6 separate regions of the Mus musculus genome follow, and regions 1, 2, 4, 5 and 6 are each linked to region 3. Evidence: chromatin loops called from intact Hi-C (ENCODE). Cell type or tissue: left cerebral cortex. All regions are shown on one strand.

Region 1 (5,000 bases), 110 kb after region 3:
CATGGTAATTGTTACCCAATCTCTCCAGACCCTCTCCATCTTATTTTTCAGACAGTCTTTTTTTCTTTTCTTTTCTTTTTCTTTTTTTTTTAGTTTTTGTTTCAATTTTTCTATTTATTTATTTTTTGTATTTATTTGATTTATATGAGCACACTGTAGCTGTGTTCAGACACACCAAAAGAGGGCATCAGATCTCATTACAGATGGTTGTGAGCCACCATGTGGGTGCTGGGAATTGAACTCAGGACCTTTGGGAGAGCAGTCAGTGCTCTTAACTACTGAGCCATCTCTCCAGCCTGACAAGGTCTTTCATTGAACCTCTACCTCACTAATTCAGCAAGGCTGGATGCCAGCAAGCCACAGGGATCTACTTCCCAGCACTGGGATTGCAGGAACACGATGCCAGGCTTTTCCAAGTGCTGGAGACTCAACTCAGATCCTCATATTTATGTAACAAGCACTTTAGCATTAGCCATCTTCCCAACCCTTAAAACTGTTATCAAATGACCACAAGTTTAGGGTCACCTTCATGGTTACAGCAGCCAAGTACACGCTAAAACCATATCCTAGAATGTTCCTCAGATAAAACCATGAGACCCAACCGTGTAAAAACACATTTTTAAGAGACTCGTGGGGCTGGTGAGATGGCTCAGTGGGTAAGAGCACCCGACTGCTCTTCCGAAGGTCCGAAGTTCAAGTCCTCACAACCACCCGTAATGAGATCTGATGCCCTCTTCTGGTGCGTCTGAAGACAGCTACAGTGTACTTACATATAATAAAAAATAAATAAATCTTTAAAAAAAAAAAAAAAAAAAGAGAGAGACTCGCGAGCGTGCTCGCTTCGGCAGCACATATACTAAAATTGGAACGATAAAGAGAAGATTAGCATGGCCCCTGAGCAAGGATGACATGCAAACTCATGAAGCATTCCATATTAGAGAGAGAGAGAGAGAGACTTGTGAGCGAAATGCACAAAACACAGATAGGTTTCTCTCATTTGTGACGGGCTCAGGGCGTGGCTTGGTTGTAGAACCCCTGCCTAGAATCCCCCAATGAGGGGCTGGGGTTGTGGCTCAGTGGAGGAGCACTTACTTAACGGGTATAAAGTTCTGCAATCTATCTGCAGCACCACTAATAATAATAATTATTATTATATATTACATAATAATGATAGTATAATATAATTATATTTTATTATATATTATATAATATTAGTGTAATATTATTAGTATAATATAATTATATTATTATTACTTCAAAATATGAGCCAGAGTTAGGAAGATGACTCATTAGATAAAGTGTTTCAAAAATATAGGGAACCAAGTTCAAATCCCCAGCACCAGTAAAAACATATGTGGAGGAACACATCTGTAACCCCCTCCTAGGGATGGAAGACAAAGATAAGTAGATCACTGCACAGCCATTCCAGCTGAAACTGGGAGATGCAGGTTCAGGGAGAGAGCTTATCTTACAAAGCAAAGTGGAGATATTTGGAGGCTGAGTCCCCTGCCTCCACTTCTTCAGCATCACGTTGCTTAACTACCACAGTGGGCTTAGGGCTTTATCTAAAGGCTGTGCAGCCTGCCTGGCAATAGGTCCTACTGATCCTCCCAGCCCCGTGTTCTAGCAGTGAGTGAACCTCTGAGGATTGGTTCATCACCAAGGCAACAGGCTCTGCCACTTCTCCAAGCTTCCCCACCATTGACAGACTGAGATTTCTCTGAACCTATAAGCCAGTATAAAGCATTTCTTCCACAAACTGTTTCTGGTATTTTTGTCACGGCAATGTAGAATAAACTAATAGTGAGATGTGGTCCGTATTTTGTCATCTAAGGAGGTGCAGGTGGGTCCTACAGGCCCAATCCCAAACAGTGACTGACTGGCACCTCTGCACTTTTAGTTTTGAAATCATCAGGTGTCCAGGGAGAAAACCCCAGAAGCCAGACTCCACTTCGGCCTCTGTCCATACCAGCCCTGTCGCCTCTCACTGTCGCAAAGATAAAAATTACACAGAACACACAAAAAGAGAGCTGTCGCCACAAAACTGCAGAGACTTCCTGGGTTCCCCAGTTCCTCCTTCTTGCTTTTGGAGGGACATACTCCTTTCCTGAACAAGGAGCCAGGGCAGGGTAGAGCCGTCCGCCCACAGGAAGCTCCTTTAGTGCTCCATACAGCCCAGTATTTGCATAGCTTCTAGAGGACATGGCTAAGCGGGTGCTGCATGCCATTAATCCCAGGACAGATGCAGGGGGATCTCTGTGAGTTTGAGGCCAGAGTGAGCTACACAGCTAGAGCTACATAAAGAGTCTGTCTCAGAAATAATAAATCTTAAAATGAAAAGGCTTCGTGGGTAGTTCTATTGTGTAACCCGGAGCCAAGCAACAGATCCCAAGGTATGGAGAGACTTGGACCCCAGAGTTCTTAGACTGGCTGCGCTTTACAGTCATTGAGTAGCTTTTGGCAACAGATTTAGGAAATCCATCCCTGAAATGGCTCGGCAGATGCAGGGTGGGCCCAAGAATGTGCATTTCTCACAAATTTCAGGAACCAGTGAAGCACCTAGGCTTAGGCCATTTTTTTCTTTTTTTCTTTTTTCTTTTTTCTTTTTTCTTTTTGTTTTGTTTTTGTTTTTGTTTTTTTCGAGATAGGGTTTCTCTATATAGCCCTGGCTGTCCTGGAACTCACTCTATAGACCAGGCTGGCCTCGAACTCAGAAATCCACCTGCCTCTGCCTCCCAAGTGCTGAGATTCTCTGGGCTTCAATTCCATTTGCAGGGGAATATATGGTGAGCGTGTGGTTGAGCCCGCGATTTCTGTGCACCCCCTCGTGGTACAATGGGGTCTCTGCAGCTCCTGTGAGTTGGCGTCTCACCCTGTGGAAGGGGAGGAGCCTGCACTAAGGACCCTGGTCCTCTGTAGGCGCCTCTGTAGGCGCCAGACCTTGGATCCCGGAAGGGGTGACGTCATAGTCCCTAAAATCTTCACTCTCCCTTTATTTCACCTACCCACTACCCTAGGAATCTAGAGCGCCTCTGTCCTTGTCTGAGGCGGCCGAGGGACAGGATAAATGAGGAGCCAGGCAAGGACACACATCCAGAACATCTGAATGGGCCACCACATGTCCAGCATCCTCTTGCTAAATTCCGGTTACTAGAATTCTAATTATCCATCAGCCCTGCTAGATCCAGGTGGCCAATGGTTTTGATTTATTTTTTCGTTTCATGTTTGTGTTTGCTTGCTTGCTTCTGTGTTCTGTTTACACTGTGTGTAAACACATACACACACACACACACACACACACACACACACACACAGAGCAGCATGAATGCTAGAAGTACCCTGCGGAAGGGGAGGAGCCTGCACTAAGGATCCGGGTCCTCTCACAGGTGTGTGTGTGTGTGTGTGTGTGTGTGTGTGTGTGTGTGTGTGTGTGTGTACATGCTCGAGCTGGAATAGAACTTAGAACATTATACCTACCCCAAACTCCTCCATGCCTTAGGCCCATTGAGAGCTGGGTCTCGCTTGGTTTTGATACAGGGATTTGAGTAGCCCAGGCTGACCTGGAATTACCTATGTAGATGAGGCTAGCCTTGAACTAATCCTCCAGCCTTCTTCATTCCCTGAGTGAAGATGTGTGCTACCACATACATGATGCTAAATGGTCTCTCGGTGACACTGCTTCCCCAGTGTTCAGCTCTGACCTTACACGCTGATGGACTCGGTCATTTCTCTTGTCTTGCTGTGTAACTTCCCTCCGGCATGTGCCTGCCTCAGACCTCTGTCGCCTCAGCTGTCCTCAGGCTTCTGCCTTGAGGGCCTTTTCCAGCCAGCACTCCCGGATATCTAACACATAGATCTTGTCCTTATCTAAAGAATTCTTTACCTGTGGCCCCTTCCAGGATCACTACTGCAAGAGGTCCAGAAGGAATCCGCATTGCGCAGCCGGTGCTGTGGTTGCCTTTTCCGCCGCCTGAGGGCAGCCTTGCTCCACCCACCTCCGCCATTTAGGGCTCACTCAGGTTGCCCTGCTCCTCCAGCAAGGAAGAGCTGAGGGTCTGAAACCTTCCTCCTTGCCTCGCCCCCCTACACACCCCCCCGGCCTTAGTGCCTCCACTCCTCAGCTCCTTGCTCTCCTTTTTTCGACCCTCAACTCCCTCCGTCCAGAGACCATATGGTTCCTCGTCAATGCATCTGGGATCTGGTTCATCCGTTGCGACCGTTTAACAAACAGCCAATCGGCACGACGCTGCTAGCAGCGCACACATACGGGCGATACGCACTGGGGGAACAGGATATACCCACTCCCACTGCTTGGATCTGACTCTGAGAGACTCTGCTTTCCCTCCACCCCATTCATCCCCCTTTCTGGGGCCAGGTATGACCCCAAAAGCCCAGCTCCAAAGTTCTTTGGCAAGGCCGCTGAGTTTGAATGGGGCACTGGGGTTGGAGAAGGCAGCCGCTCAATCCTGAAGGCTGCAACAGAAACAGCCACAGGGACGACACAGCCTCTGGATGGTCTTCAGTAAAATCACCTCTGAGTTTGGGGGACTCCAGACTCCAGGCTATCGGCTTCTCAGAGGTACCTCCCCCAGCCCAGTAAGAGAGCCATATTTCATCTTTGATCAATGTACCCATCCTCTTGCTGATCTCTAAAAGAGCCCATTGTGTGTGGTTGACACACAAATGTGCCAAGGGGCAGTCAGAGTCCTGACTATGGGAAGCGTCATCAGGGGACCCTTCCTTGAGAATGTGACATCTGAAGAATTCTGAGGAAAGACAGTCCAGGCAGCAGGAGCAGTCATGCAAAGGCTCTGGGTAGGAGCATGCAGTATTTCCTAGGACCTGCAGGATTGGAGACACAGAAGGGATTATGAGGCAGAGATTGGAAGGGATCTCCTGTGTGGACCTCAGTGACAGAGAAAACGTTCAGAGGCCATGGGGATGTCCTATGCCTACAATGAGCAATGTGGTCACACTGGCCATGTGAAGCACCTGAGCAG
Region 2 (5,000 bases), 1.1 Mb after region 3:
AAGAGGGGTTGCATGGTTTTGGGGGTGCGCAGGGGGTCTGTCGGTGGTGAGACAGCTGGACCTAAAGCGCACACTGGGACTCCTAGTTTCAGTTTTCCAGACCTAAGGTTCATTTAGTCTGGTCCAGTTAGCGCTGGGGAGGAGGGATCCATCCCAATTGCCTGTCTCCCAATGCGTCGATTTCCCTGCCCTGCCCCTCTCAGCCACTCTGTAACTGAACTTCAGTCTCAACCAATTCTCTGCCTCGAGCCACCGCCCTGAGGACTGAACCATTATGGCATAGAGAAGGGACGGCGAGGGGCTCTCAGGTTACTGGTCCCAGAGACGCTGTCTATGGAGACAACCCCAGATATCAAGAGAACCCCAGATATCAAGATATCATGGAGTCTTGCGTTGAGGTTCGCGCCCCTGGCCACAGACCCCGCCGTGCTCCGGAACCTCGGTCCTCCCGTAGCTCTGCCCACTCTCCACCCCCGCACTTGGTTTGCTCTGACTCGTGAGGCAGTCGGCTGTGCGCACGGCCCCACGCTCAGAGCTTGAGGTCCTTGTTGCTTGTGGGTCGGGTCCTCGTGTTGTGCGGGGATGCGACGTGCAGCTATGGCGCTCGCCGTTCGAGTCGTGTATTGGTAAGTCCGGGTGACTGCAGTTCCCCCTTTTCCTGCTCCCGGCTCGTTGTGCCCTTTCTCTGCTCCCCAACCTTTGTGCCAGGAGACCCTCTCCCACCCTTTTCTTTGCCCCTCCCCCTATCTACCAGGGTCTGGTAACCGAGTACGATGACTGTATTTCAGACCCAAAGGGAGGGATTTCCAAGCGGGTGGGATGGAGGTAACAGAGACTTGAGCCCGATCCCTGGCATCTGACATCTGAGTGACATCTCACCAGTGAAAATGGAAACTGATACTTGGGGCCACTTTGAACACGTGACTCAGCGCTGAGGGGAGGGGAAGGGTAGCATCGGGTTTCTCTGGGGACCTTTCCTTCCCGACAGGCTGTTTCCCTTCCCCCTCACTGAGCGGCATGAGTTAGAGAATACAAGGTGTGGTGTAGTTGGGGGTTTACTCATAAGCGCTGTTGGGAGGTCTGGGGATGTCCCGTACCTGGATTGTAGTGTGAGTTAACAGTGGTCGCACCTCCCAGTGTGTACATGAAAAGGGCGAACTGAGTCACGGAGTGGTGGTGTTGATGCACACTTTTAATCCCAGCATTCGGAAGTAGAGGCAGGTAGATAGTTCCAGGCCAGCTAAGCTGCTTGTTAGAGGCAACCGGGGTGATGTAGTAAGACCCTGTGCCCCGAAAAGAAAAAGTAATATAGGATAGATTGTAGGGTGAGGGTGTAGCTCAGTGGTAGAGTGTTTGCATGAGATGCACCAGATCCTGGGTTCGGTTCCCAGCAATACAAATAACAAAACAAAAAACTCTTACTGGTTTCTGATCAGTGAGTGCCGGTGCTGTTAACCCCAGTTCTTTTCTGGCCTCAGTTTCCCCTTCTGTAGTGTGAAGGAGGTGATGATGTTGGTTAGTTACCTGCCAGCGCTATTAATTGTGCCCCTGCTAGAGGCAGGCGTAGAAAGACCAGCCATTTTCTCTTGATGACTTTTTCCTCCATCTGCATCTGATAATCAGCTGGCTTGCAGTAAGTGATTGAAAAGTGCTTGCTGAATGGATTCTGCACCCCTGAAGTCCATTGAGGGGCTCTCCAGCCATTCTGTCTCCATCTTACAGGGGAGGAAACTGAGGCTGGAAATGAGGCAGGGCCAGCCTGAGGTCCTACTACCGATAACCCTGTAACTTGAATCTGGGGTCCGTGGTCCACCTAGCTGGGTGTGGCCTCCTCCCTCCCAACCCCCTTGAGGGGTCTGATCAGGCCCTAGTTATCAGGATGTCTTTCAACAGCCTGCTTTGATAAATTGAGGCTCCCATGAGGCCACTGCACCAGATTCCAGGCCCAAAATGGCCTGAGGTAGGGGACATGGGGTTGGGGAGCTTATGTTTTGTACTGGGTGCTGGAGAGAGCTTGGATTCCTGAGTGACAGCCAGGCGGGGGAGGGAGTGGGTGGGTGAGATTCTACTGAGGCAGCATTTGTCCTAATTTACTTCCCTGCTTCCCTCCCCATTGGCATCTCTATGTGGAACCTGTGATCTCTTTGCCATCCCGCCTCTCCATCTTGGCTCTTTTGTTTGGGGTGGGCTTTCTATGTATCTTCGCACTGTCGCACACATCTCTCTGTGTGATGAGCACATCTTCCCCTCTTTTGAGGGTCTTTGTTACCTCTGCGTTCTCATCTGGATCTCTGTCTCTCTTTACCTTCATCGCACTGCTATTGCCTGCCTCCCTTGGGTACCTGTCCTGCCTTGGATCCATGCTGTCTTGGTGGGCTGCGACAACCCTGGATTCACCTGACAGTGGAGCTTGAGGCTATAAGCCCAAGGTGAGTGAAGTAGGTCAGGGTGGGTAGGGTAGGGGGGTTTGCTGGGCCTGGCTGTGATAACCCCACCCCCACCCTGTACCCTGTCTCCAGTACCTCCAGCTCAAGGAGAAGCTAGAACATGAGTTCCCCGGATGCCTGGACATTGTGAGTCTTAGAATGGGCATAGGATCATGACGTGCCTTGTTTGTCCCTTGGGACTGGGAGGCAGTGGGAATGGGTTAGGCCAATCCTCTCTATCCTTTTGCCCTATGTTCTTCACTCCCTGGGATGTGATGGAGAAAGTATCCCAGAGAGGTCATCTTAGCCCCGTCTTAATGCCTTATTTTCTCAGTGTGGCGAGGGGACTCCCCAGGTCACCGGGTTCTTTGAAGTGACAGTAGCCGGGAAGTTGGTCCACTCCAAGAAGGTAAATCCGAGTCCTGCCTCGTGGGGGTTGGGTGGGGTGTCAGTGTGGGTTGGTCGGTGTGTGGAGATTAGTTCAACTCTCTTCTCTGCCCCTCAGAGAGGTGATGGCTATGTGGATACAGAGAGCAAGTTCCGGAAACTGGTGACCGCCATCAAAGCTGCCTTGGCTCAGTGCCAGTGAGCCCTAGAGGCAGGGGTAAGGGAGACTGTTTGGGGGGGGGAGGGTGCCACCTTGCGGTGTCGTATCTTTCCCTGTGTATGGACTCTCTGAGTGGAGAGTGGGAGATGGCCACATCCCAGGGGTCCCTGGAGCCAGGAGGGTTGGGTGTGATACTTGGTAGGTTGCAGAGTGGTACTGGGGAGGGGATGGGGACAGGGGTGGGGGTGGGGGCAGGGGCTTGCCTTAAGTGCCCTTCTTGATTCAGGAATGGAGGATGCTAAGGGAAGTTGGGCTTGGGTTGAGGACATTGCTCCGTCGGTAGAGTGCTCACCTACCATGCGGGAAGCTCAGACTTCCGACGCCAACACATAGAGTAATGCAGGGGTAAAGTGACTTCCACCTATAATCTTAGCACCAGGGGAGGGATTGAGTGAGCATCTCTAAGGCTGAAGCAGAAGGATTGCCACGAGTTAGAAGCCAACCAACCCGGACCTCAGGAGACCGTGTCTGAACAAAACAAAACAAAACAAAACAAAACAGTGAGGCTGGAGAGTTGTCTCGGTGGTCAAGAGCACTGGCTGCTCTTGCGGAGGATGTGGGGTCAGTTCCTGGTATTGATAAGGTGGTTCCTAGTTATCTATAACTCCAGCTCCGGAGGAGCTGACAACCCCCTCCTGACCTCTGAAGGCACGGCACACACATGGTGCACAGACATACATGCAAACACTTCATACACATACAGAAACAAAACATGTAAGAATCGACGTGGTGGGAAAAGCCTGTGACCCCACCATTTTGAAGGTAGAGAGGCCTGAGGAACAAGCGTTCAGAGTTACGCTTGACTCCACAGTGAGCTCGATGCCAGCTACAACCGTGTCTCTTGCCTGGGTCCAAGTCCCAGCACCATGTGACGGTCCCCAATGCTTCCTAACTCCAGTTCCAGGGAATCTGATGTGTTCTTGTGACCTCCATGGGCACCAAGCGCTCAGGTTCTTACAGGCACAACACTAAACACGTAAAATAAAATGAAGAAATCTAACAGCAACAGGGGCTGGAGAGATGGCTCAGCGGTTAAGAGCACTGACTGCTCTTCTGAAGTTCAAATCCCAGCAACCACATGGTGGCTCACAACCACCTGTAATGAGATTTGACTCCCTCTTCTGGGGTGTCTGAAGACAGCTACAGTGTACTTACATATAATAAATAAATATATAAATCAATCTTTAAAAAAAAAATCTAACAACAAAGTGCTAGCAAAGAGCCCTAGCAGTTTGGCCCTGGGTCACCTTTGCCCCTTTGATATGACCTGGAGCCATGCCATGTGGGAGCAGGCCAAGGACTTGTGTCTAACCTGATGTCTTCTGGAATACAGCCCTGTTCCCTCTTCACAGCACATTCTTAGTTTTATTTTATTAGTACTGGGGATTGAACTCTGCCTTACACATGCCCTACCACTGAGCTATGCCCCCAGCCCCTCACTGGGGCATTCTAGGCAGGGGCTCTACCACTGGGCCACGCCCCCAGCCCCTCCCTGGGGGATTCTAGGCAGTGGCTCTACCACTGAGCCATGCCCCCAGCCCCTCACTGGGGGATTCTAGGCAGGGGCTCTACCACTGAGCCATGCCCCCAGCCCCTCACTGGGGGATTCTAGGCAAGGGCTCTACCACTGGGCCACGCCCCCAGCCCCTCCCTGGGGGATTCTAGGCAGTGGCTCTACCACTGAGCCATGCCCCCAGCCCCTCACTGGGGGATTCTAGGCAGGGGCTCTACCACTGGGCCACGCCCCCAGCCCCTCCCTGGGGGATTCTAGACAGGGGCTCTACCACTGAGCTAGCTGAATTTTCATTCTTTTTTTTTTTTTTAAATTTGAGACAGTTGTGTCAGGTTGGCTTACACTGAGAGGGGAGCCTTGGGTTTCCTTTGGTTTTTGTTTTCTCGCCAGTTGTTGCAGATGTGCTCTAAACTCAGCCTTCTTCACAACCAGGCAGTATGAGGGGGCCCAGTCC
Region 3 (5,000 bases):
TGCTCTAAGATCAAGAACCAACAAAGGGGACCTCATAAAATTCCAAAGCTTCTGTAAGGGAAAGGAACTGTCAATAGGACAGAAATAGCAACCAACAGCTTAGGAAAAGGTTTCTACCAACCCTACATATGATCGATATATACAAAGAACTCAAGAAGTTAGATTCCAGAGAAGCAAATAACCCTATTATAAATGGGGTACAAAGCTAAACCAAGAATTTTCAAATAAGGACTACTGAATGGCTGAGAAGCACCTAAAGAAATGTTCAACATCCTTAGTTATCAGGGAAATGCAAATCAAAACAACCCTGAGATCCCACCTCACACCAGTCAGAATGGTTAACATCAAAAACTCAGGTGACAGCAGATGCTGGCAAGGATGTGGAGAAAGAAGAACACTCCTCCATTGCTGGTGAGATTGCAAGCTTTTACAACCACTCCGGAAATCAGTTTGGCTGTTCCTCAGAAAATTGGACATAGTACTACCTGAGGACCCAGCAATACCACTCCTGGGCAAATACCCAGATGCTCCAACATAAAATAAGGACACATGTTTCACTATGCTCACAGCAGCTTTATTTATAACCAGAAGCTGGAAAGAACCCAGATGCCCCTCAACAGAGGAATGGATAGAGAAAATGTGGCACATTTACACAATGGAGTACTACTCAGCTATTAAAAACGATGAATCTGCCAGGTGTGGTGGCACACATCTTTAATCCCAGCACTTGGGAGGCAGAGGCAGGCGAATTTCTGAGTTTAAGGCCAGTCTGGTCTACAGAGTGAGTTTCAGGACAGCCAGGGCTACACAGAGAAACCCTGTCTCAAAAAAAAAAAAAAAAAAAAAAACGATGAATTCATGAAATTCTTAGACAAATGGATGGAACTAGAAAATATCATCCTGAGAGGTAACCCAGTCACAAAAGAACACACATGGTATGCACTCACTGATAAGTGGATATTAGCCCAGAAGCTCAGAATACCCAAGATACAATTCACAGACCACATGAAGCTCAAGAAGAAGGCAGACCAAAGTGTGGATTCTTCAGTCCTTCTTAGAAGGGGGAACAAATTACCCATGAGAGGAGTTACAGAGACAAAGTGTGGAGCAGAGACTGAAGAAAAGGCCATCTAGAGACTGCCCGACCTCGGGATCCATCCCATATACAGTCACCAAACCCAGACACTATTGTGGATGCCAACAAGTGCTTGCTGACAGGAGCCTGATATAGCTGTCTGAGAGGCTCTGCTAGAGCCTGACAAATACAGAAGTGCATGCTCACAGCCAACGTTGGACTGAGCACGGGGTTCCCAATGGAGGAGCTAGAGAAAGGACCGAAGGAGCTGAAGGGGTTTGCAGCCCCATTGGAGGAACAACAATGTGAACCAACCAGTACCCCCAGAGCTCCCAGGCACTAAACCACCAATCAAAGAAAACATATGGAGGGCCCCATTGCTCCAGCCTCATATGTAGCAGTGGATGGCCTAGTTAGTCATCAATGGGAGGAGAGGCCATTGGTCCTGTGACGGTTCAATGCCCCAGTGTAGGGGAATGCCAAGGCCAGGAACCGGGAGTGGGTGGGTTGGTGAGCAGAGAGAGTGGGGAGAGGATAGGGGATTTTCAGAGGGGAAACCAGAAAAAGGGATAACATTTGAAATGTAAATAAAGAAAATATCTAATAAAAAAAAAGAAATAGAGCAAAAAAAATAAAAGAAAACTGGAAACTTTTTAAATTCATCTACCTTTATTTTATATGCATTGGTGCATTGCCTGCATGTTTGTCTATGTGAGGGTGTCAGAATTTGGAATTATGGACAGTTGTGAGTTGCCATGTGGGTGCAGGGATTTGAACCTGGGTCCTCTGGAAGAGCAGTCAGTGCCCTGAATCACTGAGTCAAACTGAAAGTTTTAAATTACATTTATTTGCATATGTGTGTGAGACAGACAGGCAGGCAGGCAGACAGACAGATGAAAGAGAGAGAGATCATATATAAAAGTCAGAAAACAAATTGCAGAAGTCTGTTCACTCTTTCAACCTTAATTGAAGTGCTTGGTGTCAAACACTTTTGACAGCTAGGATATCTCTACAGAGCACCCTCCAAAGATCTTAAAATATAAAATCAATCCATTAAAAATATGTTACTGGGGGCTGGAGAGATGGCTCAGCCGTTAAGAGCACTCACTGACTGCTCTTTCAGAGGTCCTGAGTTCAAATCCCAGCAACCACATTGTGGCTCACAACCATCTATAATGAAATCCGATGCCCTCTTCTGGTGTGTCAGAAGACAGCTACAGTGTACTCACATAAATTAATATATATATACATGCATACATATATGCATATGTGTGTATATATATATATATATATATATATATATGTTGTATATATATGTTACCGATGTGAAGTATGCAATTATTCACAGCCAACTAGACAGGCACAGGCATCAGCAGAGTCATACCAACTCTGACCACCAGAGGGCACGCCAGGTTTAGTTAAAGCTCCATTGCTTGTGGGTTTGGCTTCCCAAACTCCTTTACATCCTTTTAAAGTATGGAGGACTCCTAAAGTAGGCCATATGAAATGGAGAAGTTGGGCATGGTAACCCACTCCCAGCACTTGAGGGTCAAAGGCAGGAGGATCAAGAGTTCAAGGTCAGCCTCTACAAGAGTGGTTCTCAACTTCTGAGTCACAGGAGGGGCAGGGACATCAAATGATCCTTCCATAAAGGTGGCATGTCAGATATCCTGAATATCAGATATTTATGTTACAATTCCCAACAGTATCAGAATTACAGTTATGAAGTAGCAGTGAAGATAATTTTATGATTGGGGGTCAGCATGATTGAGGGACTGAATTAAAGGGTCACTGCATTAGAAAGGGTGAGAGCCACTGATCTAGGATTTAGTGAGTTCAAGGCCAGCCTGGGCCAAAGTGATCACACACACACACACACACACACACACACACACACAAAGGAGCTTAAACAGAGATGCCCTGCATGGTGGATCCATGAAAATCCCATGCCAGGTGCAGGATACCTCCCTAGGGTCTGTTGGCTACAGGGTCCTTAAAAGCCCCAAAAGTGGTAGAGGCTTGTCATTAGCCACCCATGAGAACTAGACAATAAGGCCCTGCTGCAGAAGACACAGAGAAATCAAGCTGGAAGTGATATGGAAGCGTCCTTCCTGCTGGCTAGAGTTCACAGTGCTACTGGAAGGTGGTGTGCAGATCGCTGGGGGGGGGGGGGGGGGGAGTTATCAGTGATCTCACTCAGCGGTGGCCCTGCTTGCTGCGATACTGGCCCACAAGGCAAAGCGTGTGCAGCACTGCGGTAGCGCCATGAGTGGTCCAGGTGTAACCAACCACTTTCTCCTTGGATCTGAGACCCAATCCGTACCGTGGGATTCACAGCTGGTACTATAAGCCTAGCCAAAAATTTATGGCTAAGGGGTCATGGGCCCTATGGGAGAATTCACTACTGATGTTTTCTTAAACAAACATGTAGTCAAACTGCCTTCTTAACATTTCTGTTTATACTCACAGACTAATGCAGCTTTGGCAGAATAAGTCTCTTCTGGAAGCAGGCAACAGTTAAAGCAGAAATTGATAAATGCCCAAATAGCTGCAAATAAGGGAATGTTTAGTACTCAGACCTAAACAAGACATCTCTATCACCAAAGAAAAGGAGGTGATGGAAAGGTTGTAAGAACCAGAAGATAGGGAAGAAACCCCCAAAATGTTGGTTTCTGGAGCATTTTACGAGGTCATTGCAATCACGGACACTCAGCAACCATGGCTACCTGCACAAGACTTTCCCCCAAACAACCCCCAAAAGACATGAAAGCAGGAAGGGGACTCATTGGGAAAGGGATAGGAGTCAGCAAGAGCAAGAAGGGAATAAGAGAACTTAAAGGGGAGCTGAGTGGTGGTGGCGCACGCCTTCAATCCCAGCACTCGGGAGGCAGAGGCAGGTGGATCTCTGAGTTCAAGGCCAGCCTGGTCTACAGAGTGAGTTCCAGGACAGCCAGGGCTACACAGAGAAATCCTATCTCAAAAATCAAAAAAAGAAAAGAAACAAAGAAATCAAAAGAAAAGAAAAACTGAAAAGGAATCAGTTTGACACCAATCCATTGTGTGGAATTCTTTTAAAATTACATTTATAATAATAAAATATAACATCAGAGCAAGTTTCCTATCACATATCCGTGACCATGGAAACTGTCAGTGTACAGGGGGAGAAGAGTGAGGCAAGAGCATCTTACTAGTGTTATAAAAACAGCTTTGGAGAGCAATGAGGGTGGGAGGATCACTGAACATGCCCCAGAGCACCCCTCACAGACCTGCACATTCTATTTTGAGGATTTCAGCTCTCTGCTTTCAGTTGTGACCTCCAGTTAACTCAGCGCTCCTCAATGACAATTACTGTCAAGTCATTTTTTTATTATTGTGAAATATAATACACGCGTAGGGTAGTTGCTTTGCGAGCCAGATTGCTAAAAAGAACAATGGAGCTCAGACTTGGTGGTAGTGCCCCTGTCTCCTGCTTAGAATCCCCCAGTGAGGGGTTAGGGTGTGGCTCAGTGGCAGAGCCCCTGCCTAGAATGCCCCAGTGAAGGGCTGGGGCGTGGCTCAGTGGTAGAGCATCTGCCTAGAATCCCCCAGTGAGGGGCTGGGGGCGTGGCTCAGTGGTAGAGCCCCTGCCTAGAATCCCCCAGTGAGGGGCTGGGGGTGTGGCTCAGTGGTAGAGCCCCTGTCTAGAATCCCCCAGTGAGGGGCTGGGGGCGTGGCTCAGTGGTAGAGCCCCTGCCTAGAATCCCCCAGTGAGGGGCTGGGGGTGTGGCTCAGTGGTAGAGCCCCTGTCTAGAATCCCCCAGTGAGGGGCTGGGGGCGTGGCTCAGTGGTAGAGCCCCTGCCTAGAATCCCCCAGTGAGGGGCTGGGGGCGTGGCTCAGTGGTAGAGCCCCTGCCTAGAATCTCAATATCACAGTGAAGAGCTGGGG
Region 4 (5,000 bases), 140 kb after region 3:
TAGGATCGGGAGTTTGGAGGCAGAAGGATGGGGAGTTTGAGGCCAGCTGGGGTTACCTGAGGCCCTGTCTCGAAAGGTAAATAATTAAACAAGAAAGGGGGCTGGTGAGATGGCTCAGTGGTTGAGAGCACCAACTGCTCTTCCGAAGGTCCTGAGTTCAGATCCCAGCAACCACATGGTGGCTCACAACCATCCGTAACGAGATCTGACTCTCTTTTCTGGAGTGTCTGAAGACAGCTACAGTGTACTTACATATAATAAATAAATGAATAAATAAATAAATAAATAAATAAATATTTTTTTAAAAAATTAAACAAGAAAATGAACAAATAAATACATAAAATGAGAGTGAGGTGAGCTTTCCCCTGCAGGTGTTTGGGGAAGGGTGTACCATTTTGCATACCGAAATTGGCCAGGACACTGTTTATGTAAGTTTGTCCTTGACAGAATTATTGGAACAAAAGAATCTGAGATTCTCTTAGAAATTGTTGTCAGCTCTGAACAAAAAGAACACCCCACCCCCGAAGGCTGAATGCTGATTGGTTGGGTCTCTATTATCTGTTGCTATGGTGACAAGGGGTTAACCCTCACCTCTATTTTGTAGAGAATAAATACCTGAGGGTTTCTCTATGAAATCAGGAAAACGGTTTTGTCTCTCCTTCAGTGAGATTGGGAGGACGAGAGCACAATGCTCTTCAAGATTTATATTTTAAGAAAATAGAGGTTGTTGTCTTATATAAATTAGCAATGTGGCGTAGATTTAAATCCTGGTGATGGCTCCCAAATGCAGAGCGCCGTCTGGTGGTCAGTAATCAAGAGCCATGAGCATATTATGTGTTACAAAGGTGACTCCCCTCTCTATATGTGTGTGTGCGTGTGTACGTGTGTGCGCGCGTGCGTGTGTGTGTGTGTGTGTGTGTGTGTGTGTGTGTGTGTGCAGGACACAGGACAATTATTTTCAGGAGTTGGTTCTCTCCTGTCATGGATTCTAGGGGCTGAACTTGGGTAGTCAGTCAGCCTTGGCACTTTGCCACTTTCCTGACATCTTCACCCTCATATTTACATAAATAAACTCAGCAGTAAAGCCCTTGCCTAGAATCCCCCCACCCCCCGTGAGGAGGCTGGATGAGCCCCTGCCCAGCACACATTAGCTCCTGGATTTCATCCCCAGTAACACAAAAACAAGTAAAAATTTAACAATTTTACTTTTTCCTTTCTTTATTTTCACTTGTTGGTTTCATTTTAGTTTTTTCACAGGGTCTCACTCTGTAGCTCAGGCTGTATTAGAACTCACTATGTAGCCCAGGTTGGCCTCAGAATTACAGAAATTCTCCTGTCTCTGCCCTCTGAGGATTGGCAGCACAGGTAGGAGGTGCCATGCCCAGCTTTATCTCCTAGTTTATTAGGGCATCGAGGTATCTGTGGTTCCCTCCAGGGGACAGCTGGCACTGCAGGTACTTCAGTGTGAACCTCCACTTCCTCACACTATCCCTGCAAGTCTTACTGTGTGCTGGACACCAGTCACCTGAGTCTCCCGGTGACTCTTCCCAGTAGCGTCTCACGAAGTGGTCAGAAAATGGGTGACACAAACCAAGTTTTCTTGTAATCTGATCCTATTCCTGACAACCCACCCTGTTTCCTGTATCCAAGTTTTGGATGCTGTCGTTCCAAATTGCATTCAAAGAGGCTTAGGCCCCAGAACGACCTTCTAACGCTTGGGAGGCAGGAAGATGATCATAAACGTTACCATAGCGCCACCTGGTGGTCAACTGAGGTAAGCAGTAATTGAGAGAGAAGTATGTGATTGGGTTCTATGGCCCAGAGCCTGTCATCTCAGTCATTCAAGATGTTGAGGCAGGAGGATAGAAACGCCCGGCCTACATATGTAGTGATTTCGACATCGTCCTGGCCCGCTTTTGAGGATGCAACCTAAAAACTAAAAATGAAATTGAGCATGGTGGGTCCCCGCACGCAGGAGGCAGAGGTAGGTGGATCTCTGTGAGTTTGAGGTCAGCCTGCTCTACACAGTGAGAGTTCCAGGACAGTCAGGGCTATGTAGAAAGACCCTGTCTCCAAAAAAGGGACGGGAGCCTCCTCTATTGCTCAGTGAGTGACGGAGCTTGCTGGGCAAACCTGATGGCATAAGTTTAGAACCTCAAACCCATAACGGAAGGAAAGAACTGACTTCAGTAAGTCATTCTCTGACTTCTAGATATTTGTCATGGTACACATCGATACAGAAAGATAGATAATAGATCGATAGATAAATAGATATGGAAAAACACTTATTGAAAAAATAAAAGTAAGCTGGGTGGTGGCGCACGCCTTTAATCCCAGCACTCAGAAAGCAGAGGCAGACAGATCTCTAAGTTTGAGGCTAGCTTGATCTACAGAGTGAGTTCCAGGACAGCCAAGGCTACACAGAGAAACTCTGTCTCAAAAAAAAAAAACTTAAAAATGAAAGCAAAGGTATGAGAGATGTGGCTTAGTGGTGTAGTGCATGCTGGAATCAATCCCATCATCTGAAAAAAGAAAATAAAATAAATGAATAAAAATTCTTGAAAATACAGTTGAAAGGAGTCTTGTGAAGTTCTAGCACAAAATGTTACTATAACCTGAAACTAATTGCCACCCTGAATAAGCTGATGGTTTAACTGGCTGTCTGCCTTCATCTGTTGCCATGGTGATAGCCATTATGTCTGATGCTGTTAAAAGGAAGACCTGCTTTTTAAGTTTTCTTTCACCAAACCAGAAGGGGATCGTTGGTTCTATTTTCCCACAAACAGAATAGAACCCAAGGTCTGTGCCTTTGACCCAGTTTGGGGTCAGGGTTCTATCAACCATGGTAGAAATTAGTTAGGAGAGATGGTAAGAATCTTCACCAGAGAGCCCTCTAGTGGCACATGAATGAAGTGCAGGGCTCTTGGATGTCTATTTCCAGCCTTGCCTGTCTGGGCCCTGCAGGTTCTCCATGGTTCTCCACTGCAGTCCTAGCAGAGAGATTAAGTCTCCTGCCTGAAATCACACAGCCAAGAATGAAAGGTATGATGATTTTTATATATAAACCCAGGTCCCGGGGAAAGGAAGGGAAAAAATGGGAAAAAAGGGAAAGAATAGGGGGACACACCCTGCAGGATGAGTAATTTGCATTTTTAATTTGCATATCTCTAATTGCAGTGTTCCAGCAAGAACATATTGTGAAACACTTGGAAGGTAGAGGCAGGAGGATCTCTGTGAGTTCCAGGCCAGCCAGAGATACACAGTGAGACCCTATGTCAAAAACAAGCAAAAAGAACCGTGTGGCAGTTAAAAGCATCTGCTGTTTTTCCAGAGGACCCAAGTTCCATTCCCAGAACCGACACCAGGCATCTTATCCACCTGTAACTCCAGCTCGAGGGCATCCAATGTCCTCTCTGGGCCTCCCTTGGCATCAGAGCACACATGGAACATACACACAGTAATGTACACACAGATTTAAAACAAAATTTTAATACTGTACTTATTTGTTTTTTAATTTATTTCTGTGGGAAGCAGAAATGGACATGTGCTGCATACCCACACTACAGTGAGGCCCAGCTCACTGTAGCAGTGCCATGCCAGGCTGGTGATCCTGCATTCCGTAAGAAAGCAGGCTAGTGGTCACAGTGTTTTATTGCAGCAATAGAAACTCTAACTTATTAAATCTGCCAGTGGTGGCGAACGCCTTTAATCCCAGCATTCGGGAGGCAGAGGCAGGGGGATCTCTGAGTTTGAGGCCAGCCTGGTCTACAGAGTGAGTTCCAGGAAGGCTATTTTAAAGCTGGAGTTACAGGTACTTGTAAACTCTCCAATGTGGGTGCTGGGAACAGAACTTGGGTCCTACAAAAAACAAGCAGTATCTACACGTAAGCACTGAGCCATCTCTTCAGCCTCCTTAAAACTTGCTTTTGTTTTGTTTTCCGAGACAAGGTATCACTGGGTAATCTGGGCTGGCCTCTAACTCAAAGATCCACCTGGCTTTGCATCCTGAGTGCCAGGACTAAAAGTGGGCACCACCATGCCCAGAATATTTGAAAACTACAACTCAATAATAAGAAGACAGCCTGATTTTAAAATGGGTAAAAGGCCAAGTAGTGGTGGTGTATATCTTTAATCCCAGCACTCTGAGTTTGAGGCCAGCCTGGTCTATACATTGGGGACAGCAGGGCTACACAGAGAAACCCTGTCTCAAAAATCCAAATAGTAACAATAAAATAATCGAGGGCTGGCTCAGTGGTTGGAAGCACTGGCTGCTCTTCCAGAGGACGTGGGTTCGATTCCCAGCATCCACATGGCAGCTCACAACTGTCTGTAACTCCACTTCCAGAGGATCTGATACCCTCACACAGACAAATGTGCAGGCCAAATACCAAAGCATATAAAGTAAAAATAAATAATTAAAAAAATTAAAAGATCAAGAGATTTGAGTCAACCTTCTCAGAGTTGTGCAGACAAGTCCAAGACACACACAAAGTGGGGCCAATACTATTAGTTATTAGGGAAATAAAATCCAAACAATGGGCTATTGCACCATATCCTCTAAGGAGGCTGTAATTAAAAGGAAAGATGGGGCCTGCCGGCACACCTTGGTTGGTAGAATGCTTGCTTAGGGTTCACTCCTTGGAGTCCATCCTAGCAATAGATATAGTGACCTCAGCACTTGGGAGGTGGAGACAGGATCAAGCATTCAAGCCAATCCTTGACTTCACAGTGAGTTCGAGGCCAGTCTGAGCTGGGTGAGAGTCAAAAACCAAACAATAAAACAAAATAGCAAGATTTGCAGATGTAAGAACAAAACAAAACAAAACAAAACAAACAAACAAAACATGTGCCCCGGGGTTTCAAAAAGGACCTGTCTCAAAGGAATAGACAGAGTGTCAGTGGACTCTTCTGCGCTCTTCAAGGAACACAGCTGGTCACACACTCAAACACAGTTGCACACATACTCACACAGACATGTACACACAAAGGAAGAAAGGAAG
Region 5 (5,000 bases), 64 kb after region 3:
ATGTTAAAATAAAATAAAGTCATTATTGTAAGTCAAACCTCATCTCAAACCCACCTCGACGTGTGTCCACCACGTACAAGCCCCTCCAGGGTGGGTACAGTTTGGTTCTGGGTGCCCCTCAGTGATGTGGACATCACAGGACAAGAGTCACCACAGAAGTATCGTCGGACCCCTGAGACCTGTGCAGGCTGCAGGCTGACCTCAGACCCCTCAGAAGCCTCTGTTCTAGCTGAGCTTTGCAAGGAAACGGCATAGTGGGTGGAGCATGCGGAGCCTTCTGAACCCTCATCTCCCAACAGCACCGCAAAGTCCATGCTCAGTGCTCTGGGCTCCCAAGCTGTCCTCAGCAGGGACAGCGCTCAGCAACTGTTCTGCTCTGCTGTATGCTCATGGGGCAAACAAGGCTTGGGCTGCCCAGAGAGCTAGTCTGCCCGAGAAGTTGCTGTTTCCCTGGCCTGGGAGTCCTCCGTTGCTACTGTTGGTTGAGAGGCCCTGAGCCTTCAGTTCAGTAGTGCTTGAGGAATTTCAGAATCCTATAACTGAGAATGTGGCCAGCAGGTGTGGCTGGTGTTTATTTCCAAGCTGGAAGGTGGATTATACTCAACCTCTCAGAAAATTCCATAGTCCCCGGTGCTCTGTGCAAACCCCTAGCAACCTGTAGGACTGCCCCTGTCTATAGCAGGTTCTTTTCTCCACACTGTGCAGGACATCTGACAGAAGCAGCTCCAGGGATGGCTGCTAGTCACAGGTGAGAAGACTGCGCCATCATTCAGGAAAGACCGTGGTTGTACTGGGTCAAGACTGCAGGAGCTTTCGTGGTCAGCTTCTCACAGGATAGAGGCCAGAAAGCAAAGAGAGAGATCTCAAGCAGGGCCAGCTAGGAACGTTCAAGGCCCACCCCTTAGTGCCCTGCGTCCTCCAGCTAGGTCACGAGTTTAGAAATCTCTACTCTCAAAGTCCAAGTTGGATCCCTGACAAAAACTGGAGAACTGACTCCATAAAGTTGCCCTCTGATCCTCACACAGGCTGTGGTAGACATGCCCCACCCCCAGTAATAACATACATCTTTTTTTAGTTGGGCTATGAAGTTTCTCTGTATGTTTGTTCAGACCATGAGTTTCCCATGATTTACTGATATAGAAACAGTGCATGCTGTGTCAGCGTCCTCTCAAGGCACAGAACAGGACATATGTCACACAGTAGGGGCTGTGTAGTCCAACAGTGGCCATCTGTGCATGCCAGAGAGCCTGAGAACAGGGCCTCAACAGTGTGGGCTAGTGAGTCAGCTCAGTGGGCAAAAGTACTTGCTTGCACCAAGACTAAGAGCCTGGGTTTGCTCCCTGGTGGGGAGGAGAGCCAACACTTCCCCATTTCCTCTCCTACACACACACACACAGTTGTCCTCCACCCCTACCTCCACACACTTTTTTTTGTTTTGTTTTATTTAAATGGAGGTAGACAATGTTTTCCTCTGAAAAAAGCTTGCTGTTTTATATCTGGATAGGCCACCTGCTGCCAGGGTCTTCAATCCTTAATTGATCTTCCCTGAAAATCATCATATGCCCAGCAAAGGAGTCCCAGACAATATGAAGAGCTGGGGATGTGGCTCAGCCATAAAGCACTTACCCAGGATTAACCAGTAAGGGCCTGAGAGGACAACAAAGTCCAGTGCCAAGACCGGTAGGAACTCCATCTGCAGGCTCCCACCTGTCCTCTGCCTTTCCCACATTCAACCCTGGGAGCAGAACATAGGTGGACTTCACCACACACCAGGTGAAAGAGTAAGTTTAGAATGGGGATTAGGGTGGGAGTGTGGGGAACACAGGCACTTGAAGAGGCAGAAGCAGGAAAATCGGGAGTGAAAGGTCATCCCCAGCTACACAGCCAGCCTGGTTTAAGGAGACTCTGCAAAGCAAAAGTTGGGAAGGTGCCACTCAGCCTGGGACTCCAGGTCTGACTCACTATCACCCCCTACTGTTGCTGGCGGAGTGAATAATTTCTAGACTGAAACCAAGTTGTAGGGAATGGACTTGGATCTACCCATCCATGCACAGTGGTTAAAAATGTGCCAGGGGCCCCTGGGTCACTCAGGCAGAGAAACAGTACTTTCCAGGTGTGTGACATGGGCCTAAAACGACTTGAGGAAGGAATGAAGGTCCTGGGGACAAGAGGTGACCTGCATCCCTAAGTCCCTGCCAGACTAGACTAGAATCCACCACCAGGTGGTGCTCCAGGACCACAGCTAAAAACCCACCAGCGATGGATGGCACTTCTCAGGGCACAAGCGTGCAGGGGGAGGTGGAGTAGCGTGTCCTAACCCATCCACCTTTGAGATGGGAGGAGGGCAGTTTACACCTGTTACAAAACCCATACAAGCTAATGTTTCTGTCTCACTAGTGATGTTCTATTCTGTTTAAAGCTCTAGCCCAGCTAGCCAGGGTATTATCATGTAACCCAGGCTGCTCAGAAACTTCCTATATAGTGGAGGATGACTGAACTTTTGATCCTACTACGTCTACCTCCAGTGTGCTGGTGTTTCAGGCATGCACCACTAAGCCTGGGTTTGGGGTAGCAAGATAGCAACAACTAGACTACATCCCAGTCCTAGATGCTCTTACTGTGAGCATTTTTTCCAGATGGGGAAATTGGCTCAGAGAGGGTAGATGACTCGCCAAGAGTCACACAGCCCTGAAATAGGAACCCAGTTTGGCTCATCTGATGATGGACCTCCTAAACTTGAGATAGGGAAACGTGGTTATGGGGAATAAGAACGAGAAAGCAGTCAGATGATCGGCCAGGTGAGCACAGATGCTTCCTGCCTGGTCTTGAAGTGGTCCCTGCACATACCCTCCCCCTATGGTGGTCATGGTCAAGGGTAATGAGGTAAGAAAAGAAAAAAGAAAAAAAAAGCTGCTGGTTAATCTTGGCTGGCCAGGGACAGCAAAGAATAAGAGAGCGCGAGGGACTCCACGGGACTTCGCACAGCATCTTCATCTTTAAGGATGGCTAAGAGACTGATTCCAGATGTGTACAGGCCTCAGAAAAAAGATGGAGTAGGGCTAGATGGCAGGAGTGAAGCCAGGAAGCTCCTCCAAAGATCCATCACCACCACCTCCTGTTCCCCCAAAATTCTCAACCTTCTTTCCTCAGCCTGGGTCTGGGAGCCTGAGCTCTTTCACTTTATTCTTGTGACAGTGAGTGGCAGCCAAACTCGTTCAGATGGAAACCGAAAAGCTTGGAACTATACCTCTGAGATGGATCCTCTGCCTAGAATCCTCCAGTGAGGGGCCGGCGGCGTGGCTCAGGGGTAGAGCCCCTGCCTAGAATCCCCCAGTGAGGGGCTGGGGGCATGGCTCAAGTGTAGAGCCCCTGCCTAGAATCCCCCAGTGAGGGACTGGGGGCGTGGCTCAGTGGTAGAGCCTCTGCCTAGAATCCCCCAGCATCTGGTGAGGCCCTAAGGTGTGGTTTCATGGAAGATTACTTGCCTGATATGCATAATACCCTGGGTTCCACTTTGAAGTCAATAGCTTCATCTTTTCAAAAGCAAGGAAGGTCAGGACCACAGGGAAATACAATTAGGTGTGTAATCAGTCTTAGGATAATGTTCAGAAATGGGCAATATTAATGTGCTCTTAGTGCAGGATTTTCTGTCGTTTTTTTTGTATTATTTACTCATTCATTATTTTAACAGTGCCTCATGTAGCCCAAGCTGGCCTCAAGCTCACTCTGTGTCCTGTCTTGCAATCCTGATCCTCTTGCATCATTTGTTACCATGCCAGACTATGCCCTTTGATGGCAAAGGTGTCCCCCATCATGCTCTTGGCCAAGCCCACATGAGAGCCTGTGGTTTCAATCAGTCTGAGATAGACAGACGTGGTCTCCAAGTCCCCCGCAGCCTATTAACTCATCAGTGCCATCCACTCATCAGAGGTGTCATCTACAACAGCAAGAAGAGAATAATAATGTGCTACTTAGCCTGTGGCCTCCGAAGTGTGATTTCACCCGCAGGGCAGGTGTCAGGTGCCTGGGGAGGCCAGTGCACAAAGCGTACAGGATGCCCTAGAGCTGGAGTTACAGGTGGTTGTAAGCCTCTTAGCCACTTAGGAGCTGAACTTAGGTCCTCTGCAGGAGCAGCACAACACTCAACTACTCAGCCATCTCTCTAGTCCTCGCCTCAGCCCCCCAGGTGCCAGAATCACAGATCTGCTTCATGGACCAAGTTTGACTTGTTTACTTGTCTGTTTGTCTATGTGTTTATCCATGCAGGGTATAGATATATCCATACTTTATCACCTGGGTAAGGCTGGCCTCGAACTCTTAAGCTCAAGTAATTCTCCTGCCTCAGTCCCTGGAGTAACTGGGTACCATTATGTTAGCTAAAATGTGATTTTTAAAATCAGGCAATAGGAAGTGAGGGGGTGGGAGTCCAGATTCTGAGTTGCTTCCTTGCCGGTCTTCATTTCGCTCCATAGGGAAGAGAGGAGATAGCACGAGGGAAGGGAGTTTCAACCCATTGCCCACACGACAAAGCTTGAAGAAGCTAGGACTTCAAGCTCCACAGTGCCCTACTCCAGGGCTCCTGGCATAACCGTCCCGGCCTGAAAGAGGATTTGAATGGTACCTGCTACGCCCAGTTCCCAAATTCACAGTTTGGGATTGTGGCTTCAAATTCATTTATCAGGAATCATCCCAACTTGGTCATGACTGCTGGTCACAAGACGTCCTGAGATGTCCCTCAGTGTGTCCATTTTCTAAAGCTGTCTAGAATGGCAGCCCTCAATCCCAAACCAGCCACAACCCAGAAGCCTGGGCTGCAGTTCTGACTATGGCCACCAGGTGGCGATCCAATCTGGCAGGTTCCCAATCAGGTGGCTGAGCTGCTTGACTGGACTGGGTGCCCAGGACAAGTTCAACATCTAACAGTACCAAAGTTATGCCTGGCCTCTCTGCATGCCAGGCTGAATTCAGGAGTCCGCCTAGCAGAAGTCCCTTGTGGGCCT
Region 6 (5,000 bases), 1.8 Mb before region 3:
GGAGCGAGAGCTCAGGTCCTATGCTTGCACAGCCAGTTGTGCTGTCTCGGCTTTCCGTTTTCTTCCCCAACTTCTTTTCTTTCCTCTTCCTTCTGCATTTCCTTGTCTTCCTGCCTCTGGGATATGGCTCAGTGGTAGAGCCCCTGCCTAGAATCCCCCAGTGAGGGGCTGGGGGCGTGGCTCAGTGGTAGAGCCCCTGCCTAGAATCCCCCAGTGAGGGGCTGGGGGTGTGGCTCAGTGGTAGAGCCCCTGCCTAGAATCCCCCAAGGAGGGGCTGGGGGCGTGGCTCAGTGGTAGAGCCCCTGCCTAGAATCCCCCAGTGAGGGGCTGGGGGTGTGGCTCAGTGGTAGAGCCCCTGCCTAGAATCCCCCAGTGAGGGGCTGGGCGTGTGGCTCAGTGGTAGTGCATCTGGTTTCACATGGGCACTGCCAGGCTTTTGCAAAAGTAGGAGGACATTTCCACATTAGATCCAACACCACATAAACCAGGTAATTTGGTCCGTGCCTGTAATTATAAAGCCACAGGAGGTTCACACGTTCAAGGTCATCTTTGGCTGTGTAGAGGGAGTTTGAGGCTAGTCTGGGTTACAAGAGACCCTGTCTCCAACAAAAACACACAATGAATTTCTTGTGCAGCAGACCACAGCTCTCTTGGGAGTCGGCACAGGAAGGAGGAGTGTAGGGTATCAGGCACCTTTCCCAACATCTGGGAGACTTACTTAATAGTAGGCTTTCCTTCTTCTTTATTGAGAGAAGGAACTTGCTCCTTGCCCAACCTGTGTACCACACAGGTACTTCCTAGGGCTGTTTTTACCCTTACCTTCAAGATGCAGGCATCTCTGTTTAAAAGCTTTCCTACCCTCCCCTGCTTTAAGGATGAACGACCTGGTGGGGTTGAAGTTTTTGTGGGTTAAAAATTTGGCCCATTGAGAGATGGCTGAGCAGGTATGAGCACTTTTTGCCTTTGCAGAGAACGCAGGTTTGATTCCCAGTACCCACACGGCAGTCTACAATCATCTGTAATCCTAGTTAATGCAGGGGAGCCTCTCCTCCTCAACTCCTGGGCACCAGGCATGCACCAGTGTGGCACACCTACACACCTACAGGCAAAACACTCACACACATCAATGCTTTAAAAACAAAGACAACCTAAAATATTCCAGCTTCCTAACTTACAGCCCACCTGCTTCCTTCTGTTCGAATCCCCATTCCTCTTGTCCCACCGTGGGGGGAATCTTTGGGTACCCCACCAATTGTGCCCCTGCTCTCTTCATACCCAGAGACAGGGAGCTTTCGGGTTTCATCTGACCCCCCTTGCTTACTACTTCAGGGAAGCAGCTTGTACAGGCTCTGGAAGGAGGCTAGCAGCTGCTAACTCCATGTTGGGTCTTGGGTCTTAGGGTCTTGGGTCCGATCCAAAGTGGGGGCACACACATCCTCTGGGTTCTTTTTTTTTTTTTTTCAAGACAGGGTTTCTCTGTGTAGCTCTGACCGTCCTGGAACTCACTCTGTAGACCACGCTGGCCTCGAACTCAGAAATCCGCCTGTCTCTGCCTCCCAAGTGCTGAGATTAAGGGCGTGCGCCACCACTGCGCCAGCACATCATCTCAGGTTTGAGCTGAAGACAGTGAATAACATCCCGTATCATTTACTGAGCATCTATTCTGTGCTCCAACCACCTGTTAAAGGAACAAGGGCTGTGAACAAGAGAGGTTTCTATCTTCACAGATCTTAGTGGTTGAGAAAAGATACAACTAAAAAACAAAACAAAACCAGGGACTACTAATAAAAGAAATGTTATATTTCACACAATTACCCTGGCTGCCTGGAAGCTTCAGAATTCTGGGATCATTATTACCTTTGACCTCTGGGATTTTAGAGTGTGTGTGTGTGAGGGGAGTCACGATGCACAGGGTTACCGCAGTTCTCTCCTTTGTCCACCAGAGGGTGCCATGTCCCCATTTTTACCAGCGTACGTAAAAGCAACCGCTGAACCCATAAGGTTTCCTCCCCTCCCACCCCCAGCGCTCCTTCCTGTCCTGCCTTCTGCCTCCCTACCACTCTCCCGCAGAGCAGATCACTTCTGTTAACAGCAGAGGCAATCGCAATCATTTACCAGCGGTATAGACTTTCCTGGGTTTTAATTGTTAGGATGGAAAGCACTGGAGTGTATGTGGGAGGGGCCCTTGCATTTCATTCCCAGGGCACTTAGGGACGACTCACAGAGGACTTGGGGGATGAGAGTTATGAGAGCGATTTTGCATCTTTGAAAAATCAGTCTGGCTCTTGTTGGGAAACAAAGGAAAGTATGTGAAGCTACTGATGTTTTTGGAGGAAACATAACCATGGAAACTTTTGAAAGCCAGCTCGCTTTCATAAGGGAAGCCAAAATTAATGTGGCCATCCCGTGAGAAGATGCAGAAAGTGACTAGGTTTGTGATGCTCCTGCTGGACCACTGGCGCTAGCTCACCTCAGTGTCCCTCTCTTACCAAAGCTTTTCAGCTCCTCCTTGCTCTGTAGCTGATGGTCCTGCCTTTGCAGAGCTCTGCTTGTCTCCGTGGGGGCTTAGCCGTCAGGATGCTGTCCTCCGCTAAGGGTCCTGGAAACATACAAGCAGGGGCAGGTATTTAATGCACAACACGTAACTGTGATATGAAAACCAGATTATCAGTGTAAGATTTCTGAAGCGGCTTAAAAGGAAGAGGCATCTGACCCTGAAGAGTCGGGTCGGGACCCCCCTTTCAGTCATGGCGACGGGACATTGTCCCATACACGTGGGTGGATGAGAGAACACCTGCAGGAAAAAGATGTGACCCTGTCTATGACCCTGTATAGGAGAGGAAATATCTCTCCCTCTCCCCCTCTCCCCCTTTCCCCCTCTCCCCCTCTCCCCCTCTCCCTCTGCGTGTACTCCAGTAGTCACTCCCTTTCAGATTTACTTTGCCTGCCCGCAAAGGGAGCTGGGAAGTGTAGTCTTTTTTGTTTGTTTGTTTGTTTTAAGGAAACTATCAATCAGGGGATTTGCCTCAGCTTTGAACTCAAAACTTAAAGGGCCAGGAGGCAATAGGGGGCGGGACTTGTAAGCGTAGTACTGGGAGGAAAAGAGGGAGGGTGGGCTGTGATCCAGATGTAACTTGAATAAAAAAGTAAATTATTAAAAAAAAAAAAAAAGACTTCAAGGGCTGTGGATATAAACTAAGAAAAACCTATTTGCTCAATCCTACCTGACTTCGGGCTAAGATTGAGATCAGCCTGACCCTCTGGTATGCTGGTACTTTATGGGTACCATAACTCTCTGGCGATCACTCTGCTTCTGCCACCCTTTCTGATCAGTGATGCCGCGTGGTTCCACAGCTGTGCCCTGTTCTCATTAAAAGTTCATACCTGTCATGCTTACTAACAGCCATCACAGCTACATCAAAACGGGAGCACCAGACTTGTGGTTGTCCCTTTATAAGCCTCTTGCTCACTCAGTTAGGGGCCACCTCTTTAAATAAGTAGTCACAGGAGTGTCCCCCAGCAGGGTCTGTGGCTCAATAAAAAATTTCAAATTCCTAAAAAGTTTGTCCTGGTCTTCTCTTGAGTGAGAACAGCCTGATTACAACAGATGGCATAACTTAAAAAAAAAAAAAAAACCAAGATTTTTATGTCAGGTGTGTTGATGCCTTTCATCTCAGCACGAGGGCGGAAATGGAGGTGGGTCAACAATCAGGAGTTCAGAGCCAGCCTCTGCTAGCTAGTGTGTCTGAGACTAGCCTGGGCTACATTAGAGTTTGTTTCAAGAACAAACCAAATAAAATGTTAAACACTCACAAAACAAACAAACAAACAATTATTACACGCCATTTAAATTATATCAAAATGCATCGTAAAAAAAATTCTTAGCTCCTTAATGAGCCAGCTAGCAGGGAGGAAGAGAGCTTCCAGCTTAGTTCTGACTTGAGGTCACTGTGTCCTGGACATGTGGTATTCTCAGCAGTAGGGTCTAACCTGGTGTATTAGTCAGGGTTCTCTAGAGTCACAGAACTTATGAATAGTCTCTAAATAGTAAAGGAATTTATTGATGACTTACAGTCGGCAGCCCAATTCCCAACAATTGTTCAGTCGCAGCTGTGAATGGAAGTCCAAGGATCTAGCAGTTACTCAGTCTCACGCAGCAAGCAGGCGAAGGAGCAAGAGCTCGAGCTAGACTCCCTTCTTCCAATGTCCTTATATTGTCTCCAGCAGAAGGTGTAGCCCAGATTAAAGGTGTGTTCCACCACACCTTTAATCCCAGATGAAAGGCATAGCCCAGATTAAAGGTGTGTTCCTTAACTCGGAGATTCAATCTTCTGGAATCCATAGCCACTACGGCTCAAGATCTTCAAACCAAGATCCAGATAAGGATCTCCAAGCCTCCAGATAAGGGTCACTGGTGAGCCTTCCAATTCCGGATTGTAGTTCATTCCAAATATTGTCAAGTTGACAACCAGGAATAGCCACTACAATCCACCCCTTGTCAACTTGACACAAATAATATCTCATGTTCACATGAAACAATAACAAGGTTGTAAATACGCCTAACATGATATAACTATCCCTCGTACAATCGCAAACGCATTAGTAAATTTACAATGGGCATTCATATTACTTTATAATCCTCGTTTCTGCAACTGGTTACGTGGCCTTAATTGGTATTTATAACTACCTTCCTCTACTACCCATTCTGTATTTCCTTCACCTTCAGCCAGCACCTCAGCAGGTCTTGGCTCTTTTCCTGGAGGATTGACCCATACCTTCATTCCTGATGGGTCTGCGTCCTTTGTCATCCTGCTTGGATTAGGCTGTTGTAGTTTCCCATTGACTTTAATCACAGGACATGGTAGTACTAAGAGACGCCCTAAGGGATCTCCTGCACTCCAGACATAATCTTGCTTACCACCATTGTGAAGAGGTAATCCAATTTCCCCATGGTAATCTGGATCTATCACCCCTCCTAACACTGTTATTCCTTTTTTAGC

Evidence for each region. Peaks named below come from ENCODE experiments on the same cell type or tissue, not always from the same donor. Only the 100,000 strongest peaks of a DNase experiment are listed, where the experiment ranks them.
Region 1: it touches region 3 in a loop (9-fold over the local background); 22 of 42 quality-filtered maps call a loop at or near these places.
Region 2: it touches region 3 in a loop (5-fold over the local background); 3 of 42 quality-filtered maps call a loop at or near these places.
Region 4: it touches region 3 in a loop (7-fold over the local background); 28 of 42 quality-filtered maps call a loop at or near these places.
Region 5: a loop joins it to region 3, with 5 times the contacts of the local background. A loop is called at or near these places in 24 of 42 quality-filtered maps.
Region 6: a loop joins it to region 3, with 5 times the contacts of the local background. A loop is called at or near these places in 8 of 42 quality-filtered maps.

What each region holds. Positions count from the first base shown.
Region 1 is chr7:16,949,334-16,954,333 of GRCm38, reverse strand. It overlaps Gm25815 (a small nuclear RNA gene), which reads left to right and starts at 833; the gene lies at 833-939. It also overlaps a transcript of Pnmal1 not described here. In left cerebral cortex, CTCF peaks have their summits at 2,834, 3,955 (motif pointing right) and 4,887; DNase peaks (open chromatin) are centred at 2,846 and 3,951; H3K4me3 peaks cover 687 bases; H3K27ac peaks cover 1,783 bases.
Region 2 is chr7:15,917,878-15,922,877 of GRCm38, reverse strand. Selenow (selenoprotein W) reads left to right here and starts at 507. Exons shown (of 6, transcript NM_009156.2): 1 at 507-626; 2 at 2,405-2,429; 3 at 2,520-2,573; 4 at 2,761-2,835; 5 at 2,932-3,030. The coding sequence starts at 598. The coding sequence ends at 3,015. In left cerebral cortex, no CTCF peak of the experiment used is centred here; DNase peaks (open chromatin) are centred at 462, 860, 2,055, 4,269 and 1 more place; H3K4me3 peaks cover 2,833 bases; H3K27ac peaks cover 2,748 bases.
Region 3 is chr7:17,064,096-17,069,095 of GRCm38, reverse strand. No RefSeq gene overlaps it. Among named protein-coding and RNA genes, the nearest start is that of Hif3a, 4.2 kb to the right of the region's middle. In left cerebral cortex, CTCF peaks have their summits at 2,276 (motif pointing left) and 2,477 (motif pointing right); a DNase peak (open chromatin) is centred at 2,477.
Region 4 is chr7:16,928,925-16,933,924 of GRCm38, reverse strand. Gm32630 (a long non-coding RNA gene) reads left to right here and starts at 1,776. Exons shown (of 3, transcript XR_391181.3): 1 at 1,776-1,984; 2 at 2,965-3,042; 3 at 3,178-3,589. In left cerebral cortex, CTCF peaks have their summits at 774 (motif pointing left), 1,759 (motif pointing left) and 2,898 (motif pointing left); DNase peaks (open chromatin) are centred at 706, 1,747 and 2,884; H3K27ac peaks cover 1,649 bases.
Region 5 is chr7:16,999,689-17,004,688 of GRCm38, reverse strand. Ppp5c (protein phosphatase 5, catalytic subunit) reads left to right here. Exons shown (of 13, transcript NM_011155.2): 13 at 1-49. Among named protein-coding and RNA genes, the nearest start is that of Ccdc8, 8.3 kb to the right of the region's middle. In left cerebral cortex, CTCF peaks have their summits at 2,163 and 4,823 (motif pointing right); DNase peaks (open chromatin) are centred at 1,181, 1,985, 2,197 and 4,836; H3K27ac peaks cover 1,390 bases.
Region 6 is chr7:18,870,500-18,875,499 of GRCm38, reverse strand. No RefSeq gene overlaps it. Among named protein-coding and RNA genes, the nearest start is that of Pglyrp1, 12 kb to the left of the region's middle. In left cerebral cortex, a CTCF peak has its summit at 1,923 (motif pointing right); a DNase peak (open chromatin) is centred at 1,997; H3K4me3 peaks cover 902 bases; H3K27ac peaks cover 654 bases.